2 separate regions of the Homo sapiens genome follow, and region 2 is linked to region 1. A link is an interaction called in ENCODE POLR2A ChIA-PET data of the cell type or tissue named here. Cell type or tissue: A673. All regions are shown on one strand. Region 1 overlaps LAMC1 (laminin subunit gamma 1). Region 2 overlaps DHX9 (DExH-box helicase 9).

Region 1 (4,000 bases):
GGCTGAGTGTTGGGCTTAAAATGTCCTCAGTGTCCTCCCTTCTCTCTGCTGTTTTTTGTTTTGTTTTGTTTTTGGTCAGTTGGTAAACTATAAATGCATAAATGTTTTCTCAGGACTTTTCCATCAACTTTCTTCAGAGAGAATGAAGGGATAATGATTTCCAAGAAAAGAGTTTTGCAGTTTTTAGAAAGAGGGTAGTGACAGCATGATGAAATGAGCTGAACAGCTTTTTTTGAGTTTTCACTGGCAGGGACTGGGAAGTGATATTTTCCTGCCCTGGCATCACGAATCCCAATTAGAGGCAGGAATCTGCTGCCCACATGTTCTCAAAATCCTCGACCATTTTATTATCAAAAACTGTAAGGAATAAATAATTTGACAGTGTAAAATGGTTAGATCAAGATTTGGAGTTTAATAGACTCTTAGTTTTCTGGAATGTCCACAGAGACATCCGTGGACTCTGAAAAATATTTGGCTAACTAGAATAATAAAATCATAAAATTTTGGAGTTGAAAATTTAAGCTATAAAAAAAAAAGAAAAAAAGTTTTAGGGATAGGTCCTGGTTTAATTTATTTAATCTCTTACCAAATAATTTAAGGTAGGCGTAGTTGCCTTGGGTGAGCAGTTTTACCTGTAGACTCGTGCATCTGTGCTACCATTCTTCAGTGGTTCCCATCCATCATACCCCTATTATGATGGTGCTGGTGACATCATCTGTTTTGATGCCACTAAGTTTAAAGAATTTTTTCTAAAAAAATTCTGGATCATGATCTGATAGAGCTGAGCATGCCGGAATTTTCATTGAAATTGTGTTCTTTTGGAGGTGGGAATAAACAAGGGACTAAGGATAAAGATTGTGGTGGGGTCGGGGGAGGGTTAGAAACCAAAAGAGCAATTGTGTACTTGAATTGCTTTGGTCATGTGATTGCCCCTTCTTGGGTAAAGGGTCGTGATCAGTGGCCTTCAGTGTCTTGGATTAACTTTCGGAGCAGTCCATACATAGTTTTGAATTTGTGGTATTTTAGATAAGTTCATGGGATAGAAAGTCTATTGGAGACTATAAATTCTTAGAATTCTACAAATTATGAGCATTTGTGGGAACATCTGTAATGCAGCTGTAATAAAATTTGTTTATTATCAGGATTGCTTTAGAGGCTCTTGCTGGGTTGTTTATTATTGTTTTCAGCATTTTTGCCATACGCCCTGAAATAGCATCAACTCCTGGGTAGACTTCAGGATCATTCAGTTTTGTAGGCATTCTAATCAGGTTTGGGTTTTAAACATATGTCCACTTTAGAGCTTTTATGTCCTGGCACAGACGTCAATGGTGAATCCAGACCATTTCAAGATGGACACTGATTCTGGAATTAACATACTTCCCAGATGTTTGTAGTACAGATTTGTTTTCTGTGCTGTCTTTCATGTGTTCTGCTGTGTCTGTCTCTATCTGTGCTTTCCTCTGTTTTTACTTTTAGAACCCCTGGGGAAAGGTAGGTATCTGCTTTTTGGATTGGGAAATAGAATAGGTATTAAATTTTTGGTAAAAACCTTTGAGTGGGTATTGACATTTCTGTGAGAGGAGAGGCTGCTTTGTTCCCTCGAGGGAGACTGTTGGTGAGGGTGGTGTTGGAGGTGAGACTCTGAATGTAACTAGATTCGGACTTCTTCACATCTCTAGTGGTTTTCAATTATGAAATGGGCAACTGATGCTCTGAGTCAGCAGCCTTTTAACCATGCCTGACTGAAGAGAACTTGTGTTTGAAATTCACAGCATTGCCTGGATCCCTGCTGTCTTTTTGTGCCTCCCGCTAACACACAGCTGTTTTTGTTCATACATCATTTTGTGTTCAACTGCCTGGTTACTTCCTCAGGTCCCTTTTATGGTGAATAATGGACACATGGGAGTTTGAACACCCAAGTGTGTGGTTATTCAAACAGGAAGTCTCAAGGAAGCACAGTAACTTTGTCAGAGGAACAAAAGATGGGACAGGAAAGGCTATTGATGATTCTAGGCTTCAAACATCTGCTGGGAAATCTGACAATTTCTGAAATACAGATATTCCATAGCTTACAAACAAGTTGGTTTGTTTATTTGGAACTTGTTCCATTTTTTAAAAATCAGGGTATTAAATCTTCGTAAAATAGAAGTGGAGGGAAAAAAAAGGATATAATGTGGCATCATTAGTGTTAAAAAGAGGAGAGAGGCTCTGCCTGTGGCTTGACTGGGTTTCAGGAGAAAGGCTGGAGCAGCTCATCTTGACTGAAGGTAACCCTGAGGCTGTAACCCGGGGTGAGCACATAGGTGGGACTTGACAGAGGCTGCTAGAGCTGACAGAATTGGATTAAAAGATGATTTTATGCAGAGCTTTTGATGATTGAGCACTGGAGGAATATGAGATAAAGAAGAATGTAGGTTGCACTTAAAGAGCATGCAGTCCAGTGGGAGAGTAAGAATGTGTGTATCAACAAATTTTCTCTGAGACAAAACATGAAGTGCCGTGAGAGAAGGATAGAAATTCCATGTGATTGCAAAGGAGATATGACTATAGAAGATCAAAATAAATGCTTCCCAGAATGTTGATCTGGTGACCGTGAAGATTCCTTATGACCTTGGGATTCCTTGTTTATGTGATAAATGACTTACCAGAAATAGTCAAATAAATCCTGATTTTAGATTTAAAAATGAAAATTAAATCTGGAAGTCAAAGAAGGGGGAGCTCTGGTTTCATAGCAATTTATATTAAGCAAGTGGGGTGATGCAAATGCTACAGAAAAGAGTACTGTGTCAGGCTTAATTAATGGAAGTGATAGTATTCAAAGGAGTACAAGTTCTGTGCATCTTATTCCCCTGCCTTTAATTTCAGTCATGGTAAACTGTTCATAGTAAACATGCTCCCACCGTGTGGGTACTACTACATTTTTTTCTTGACTCTTTACTTTTCTGTTTTTTCCTTTGGCTACTTCCTAATCATCTTTAAAACTCCTGACAAATTTCAACTCCTCCAAGAAGATTTTGCTAATTTCTAATTCCTCTGTTCCCTCCAGAGCACTTGCCTTTATGTCATTTGATGTTTATACGTCCACTCACTTCTAAAATCCAGTAAGCATATTGCATACCTAGGATGTGAGGGGTGCTATATTGTATTGTTTTCTCTCTTTCCCCCATTAGCTGAGTTCATCAAAGACAAGACGAATCCATAGATTTCTTAATTCATTCATTTACAAAGATTTATTAAGCACCTGTTACACAAAAGGTACTGCATAGTACCGGAGACAGGGCAGAGAAGACCTAGAGCTTAAGTTCTGGGTAAAAAAGCATGCAGTACAAAGGACCTGACCTAGGGAGGATTTCATTGGCTTCCCCTCCACCACCCCACTGACTTTTATGCCCCTAGTGTACGGCATAATACCTTTTATATGGTAGTAGGGGTTCAAAAAAGTTTGCTGAATGAGTGAATTTCTATTTCTTTGAGGCTATGGACACAGAATGCAGATGAGTGCAAGAAACAGCAATTTTGTTTAGGTTTTCCCATGATGGAATTTGCCTTGTAGATAGGGTTTTTAAAATTGATCAGGCAGAATAGGATGGCTAGTACATGGTATAGTTTCCTCACCAGCATTGTTAGATGAAGAGTAAGTCACTGTATCAAAGAGCCCCAGTATAAAGTAATAAAGTAAATAAAAACCCAGTTTTAAATCATTGAAGTTTGTTTCTCCTTCAGGTGGTAATTCTGAGGTCAGTGGTTCAGGACAGCAGGGTAGTTCTCCACGCTGACATTCAGGGACTCATGAGTGTTTCCTGGAAATAATCTGGGATCCTTTAGGGTATCATTCTTATGTGCCTGGTTGAGGCTGGGTGATAGGCCCCTGTGCTTTCCAATTGGGAAGATATTGAGGAGTGTGTGCCTAAATCTTAACACTTGAAAATCTTACCTCCCCAAAGTGCCATAACACCTGAAAGTGTATTATCTGCCACCAGAGAGAGCTTAGTCACTTGGC
Region 2 (4,000 bases), 150 kb before region 1:
AAAAGCTGCACAGGAATAATAAGCAGATTGGGGATATGTTTAATTGAAGTTGTTGACAGTCCATCTTGATTTCTGCAATTTTTTATTCGCTTTATTTTCCTTATTTGCCACATGAAACAGATTTAGGCATTATTACCAAGGACATTTTTCAAAATCATATTTCAGAATTATTGCAGGAAAACATCTGGTGATAAAGACCAAATAGTTTATTGGCAGCTCCAGGAACCCTCTCCTAATGCTTGCCTTCTTGGAACACTTATGTTATTGAACTGAGTAAGAGGACTGTCTTAAAGTTCTAATGACATACTGCCAAAATTCAAAACCTTTGAGATTGAACCAGAACTTCAGAAAAACAGATGGATACAATTGATGACTGTTTTAGAATAGCAGATCAATTTTATTTCAATTTCTATTTGTGCATTTGGCTTCATTCCCTTTATTAAATTTTCAAATATAACTAAATGTGTACATTTGGTAAGTCGTTGGGAAATAATAAGAATGCTTTGCTAAAGTGATGGTTTTGTGCTTTTCCTAGGTATGGAGATGGTCCACGTCCTCCCAAGATGGCCCGATACGACAATGGAAGCGGATATAGAAGGGGAGGTTCTAGTTACAGTGGTGGAGGCTATGGCGGTGGCTATAGCAGTGGAGGCTATGGTAGCGGAGGCTATGGTGGCAGCGCCAACTCCTTTCGGGCAGGATATGGTGCAGGTGTTGGTGGAGGCTATAGAGGAGTTTCCCGAGGTGGCTTTAGAGGCAACTCTGGAGGAGACTACAGAGGGCCTAGTGGAGGCTACAGAGGATCTGGGGGATTCCAGCGAGGAGGTGGTAGGGGGGCCTATGGAACTGGCTACTTTGGACAGGGAAGAGGAGGTGGCGGCTATTAAAACTTGGTTATGTCAGTTCCTGTGTGTAGACAGTAAGGAAAAAAAGGCATGCTATGTGTTACGTGTTTTTTCCAGTATGTTTATTTGCCACCAAAAAGTAAATGCATTTTCACCCATTCTGTGGTTCATTGTAGTTTAAGGAAACCAAGCATATAGATGCATTAGTGATTTTGTTTATATTATGTAAAATATAACGATCTCTTAAAAATACCACAGTTTGTATTTTTTCTTTAAGGAGTAAAGATTTGCCTTTAAATAACTTGGTATTTTCCTGGCTTTCGTTTAATACAATAGAAAATAAAGTATTACACCGAATACTTGCCGTGTAGTTTGTTTGTTGACCTCGTATGTTAGAAAATTTTACAATGCCAGCTACATCTGTTGATTTTAAATGTCAGAGAAGTTGTACCCTGTTTCAAAAGTATACTAAGTGATACTACTTGTAATAGAATAAATCATCTTGGAATTGAATTGTTACCTTTTGAAGTAAATACTGGCAAGTGCACAAGCCACATAAACCTGAATAAAACTTTTGACCTAGGGTTGAACATTTGGCTTCCTCCCATATTCTGTCTTTGAATAAGACCAAGGCCAGCATTTTCTTTTCTAAGTTAGTTTCCACGATGACAATTAAAAGCAATAAAATCAATCCATAGAACTCTTGAATAAAAGGTAAATGAAGCTTCACTGATGTGACACATTTACCTACCTTACTGTGTTGCAAAAGGTTTTTGTTAAGCTACTTTGTTTTAATAGAGATATTCATACATTTATAGCACATTACAGTTTCCAGTGAATTTTTTCACATTTCTCATTTGAGCAAGATACAGTGGAGAGGGCAAAGGTACTGGATTACACAGAACTGGGTTTGTCTTAATTCTGTTCTCAACCATGTGGATGATCTTGGGCATATTTTTGTTTTGGTTTCCTTTTCAAAGTCCTTTATCCTGCATACATGTTTTAGATCACCTTCAGCAATTATTGTTAAGCTGATGGCACCTATCTGCAGACTCACAAGTCTGTCTCCAACCGAAATTTCCTTTCTGAGCCATGTAAACAACTGCACACTGAACATGCGTCTCTGCTTAAATATCCCACAGAAAAAAATCTCAGTGCCTTCCAAACTGACCTTCCCCTCCCCACCTACCCTGTGTCCTGACAGTACTATGTTCTCTGCTCTGCTCTTTGGAGTTTCAGCTGCTTAATTGCTTAAGCCACCATCTCTAGTCAGCTCAAAATATCTTTCAATATACTTTTATAGTTGAGTTGCCTCTGTTCTATTCAGTCTTAGTTTGGACATACAGTGCCACAGCAACTTAACTGATCCTGCCTACAGGCCTGCCTCAAGATGATCTCCACTACAGCTACAGTAAACATTCCCAAACAAATCCAGTTTCATACCCCCTCTCCTGACTTAAACTAATGGTTCTTAACTGCCGTCAGGGTAGAGGCTAAACTCCCTTCTTAGCCACTCACTCCGGCTCTACCTTCATTTCTGCTGTACAGCTGTAGCTAGCCAAACTGAACTAGCACCATCGATTGATCATGAGCTTTCTCTCCCTTTGCAAGTTGTGAAAACTCCCATAAAAGGTATAAAATCAGTAATGGTTCATTTGAATGGTACTCATCCCTCCAACAAATTCAATTAGAAATGTAAATTGATAAATGGCCAAAAGTTGTCAAAGTGCATTCTCTGAAGGTTGAAAGAAGCACTAAGGCACAGTTCTAACGTTACCATGTTCAGCTAAAGACCTGAGGAGCTCCATGTGTAGCTTCCCCCGGTCTTGTGCCCCACATATTCCAGCTGTCCTCCCTAAACTCGTTTGTCTCTTAACCGCAGTGCTCTGCTTGGTACTTTCTCCCTCTGCCATGACCCAGAAAGTGCTTCCACATAGCCATGGACTTGTCTCATTTGTTTTCCTTATTGGGGATCACAGTTCTGCATTGCCTGTTACCTAATGTCTGAAAGCAGCTGTTTCACTAGTTGCTTACATGGGAGGAAAAGTTCAGTGCCATTTGTATTTGTCATAGCTGTAAGTGGGAATCCAGTTACCAAAGAATCCATCATAAGGTCCAGAAATCATTCCTTTTCTTAGATGAGACTTAAAAGAGCAGAAGGCTACGTAGAGTATTTTGTGACATTAATACCTTGAGACATCAACCACTGTTTAATTTCTTTTTTGAGGCAGGGTCACCCAGGCTGGAGTGTAGTGGCACAATCTCAGCTCACTTGCAACCTCTACCTCCCAGGCTCAAACAATCTTCCCACCTCAGTCTCCTAAGCAGTGGATAGCTGGGACCACAGGCCCCTGCCACCACCACACCCAGCTAATTTTTGTATTTTTTGTAGAAATGGGTTTTCACCTGCCCAGGCTGATCTTGAACTCTTGACCTCAGGCAATTCACCTGCCTCGGCCTCCCAAAGTGCTGGGATTACAGGCATGAGCCACCACAGCCCGCCTTCATTTCCTTTCTTAGCCATCTCTACATTTTGCTTAGAACAAAGACAATAGTTAAAGAATGTCACAGCAAGTGTGCAATGACTGAAAGTTCTTCCAAAATGAGAGCTTGAATACACACCGTTCCCATTCAGGAAATGGGAGAGAATTCGAGGAAAAAATAATGTAGAAAGTTTTCTGCTTACCACCCCTTCTCTCACAGCACATATCTGCCGGGGTTTGGGGGTAATAAGAGTTGGCAGTGACAATTGAGTCAGCCCTTCTAGAAGTTCAGACAGGAAAGAGTGGCCTGATGTGCACGTGTTTGGTCTGTGGTTGACAGTTTGAAAGTTAACTGGAAGAAAAAGCTGATGTGCCAATTGCAGGAAGCCATGCTGCAGACCTCCCTGCGTTAACAGAATGTGTAGGTACAGTGTCCTCAAGTAAGCAGCTACAATTTGGTGGGATCTTTTGTGCTGTGAAGCTACACTCCAGACCCTCTGAATGTCACCGATGCCATAGGAACAGATCAGAATATGAATAGTTGTGCCAACTTAGGGGTCAGCCCAGACAACAAGAAAGAAGACATTAACTTTAGCCAAGCATGTATTTGAATACCAATTTCCCTCTTTCTGAATCTGGAAACAGAATTGGGACAGGAGGATAGTAAAGAAA

The links. ChIA-PET counts read pairs that join two places held together with the same protein. Peaks named below come from ENCODE experiments on the same cell type or tissue, not always from the same donor. Only the 100,000 strongest peaks of a DNase experiment are listed, where the experiment ranks them.
Region 2: POLR2A ChIA-PET joins it to region 1 with 9 read pairs; 2 of 35 experiments call an interaction of 5 or more read pairs at or near these places.

Annotation. Positions count from the first base shown.
Region 1 is chr1:183,038,405-183,042,404 of GRCh38, forward strand. All of the region lies in intron 1 of LAMC1 (laminin subunit gamma 1), which reads left to right. Among named protein-coding and RNA genes, the nearest start is that of LAMC1, 17 kb to the left of the region's middle. In A673, no CTCF peak of the experiment used is centred here; DNase peaks (open chromatin) are centred at 1,847 and 2,287; H3K4me3 peaks cover 1,677 bases; H3K27ac peaks cover 3,235 bases.
Region 2 is chr1:182,886,548-182,890,547 of GRCh38, forward strand. DHX9 (DExH-box helicase 9) reads left to right here. Exons shown (of 28, transcript NM_001357.5): 28 at 536-1,435. The coding sequence ends at 887. Among named protein-coding and RNA genes, the nearest start is that of DHX9-AS1, 49 kb to the left of the region's middle. RefSeq lists a silencer at 3,646-3,695. In A673, no CTCF peak of the experiment used is centred here; no DNase peak of the experiment used is centred here; H3K27ac peaks cover 682 bases.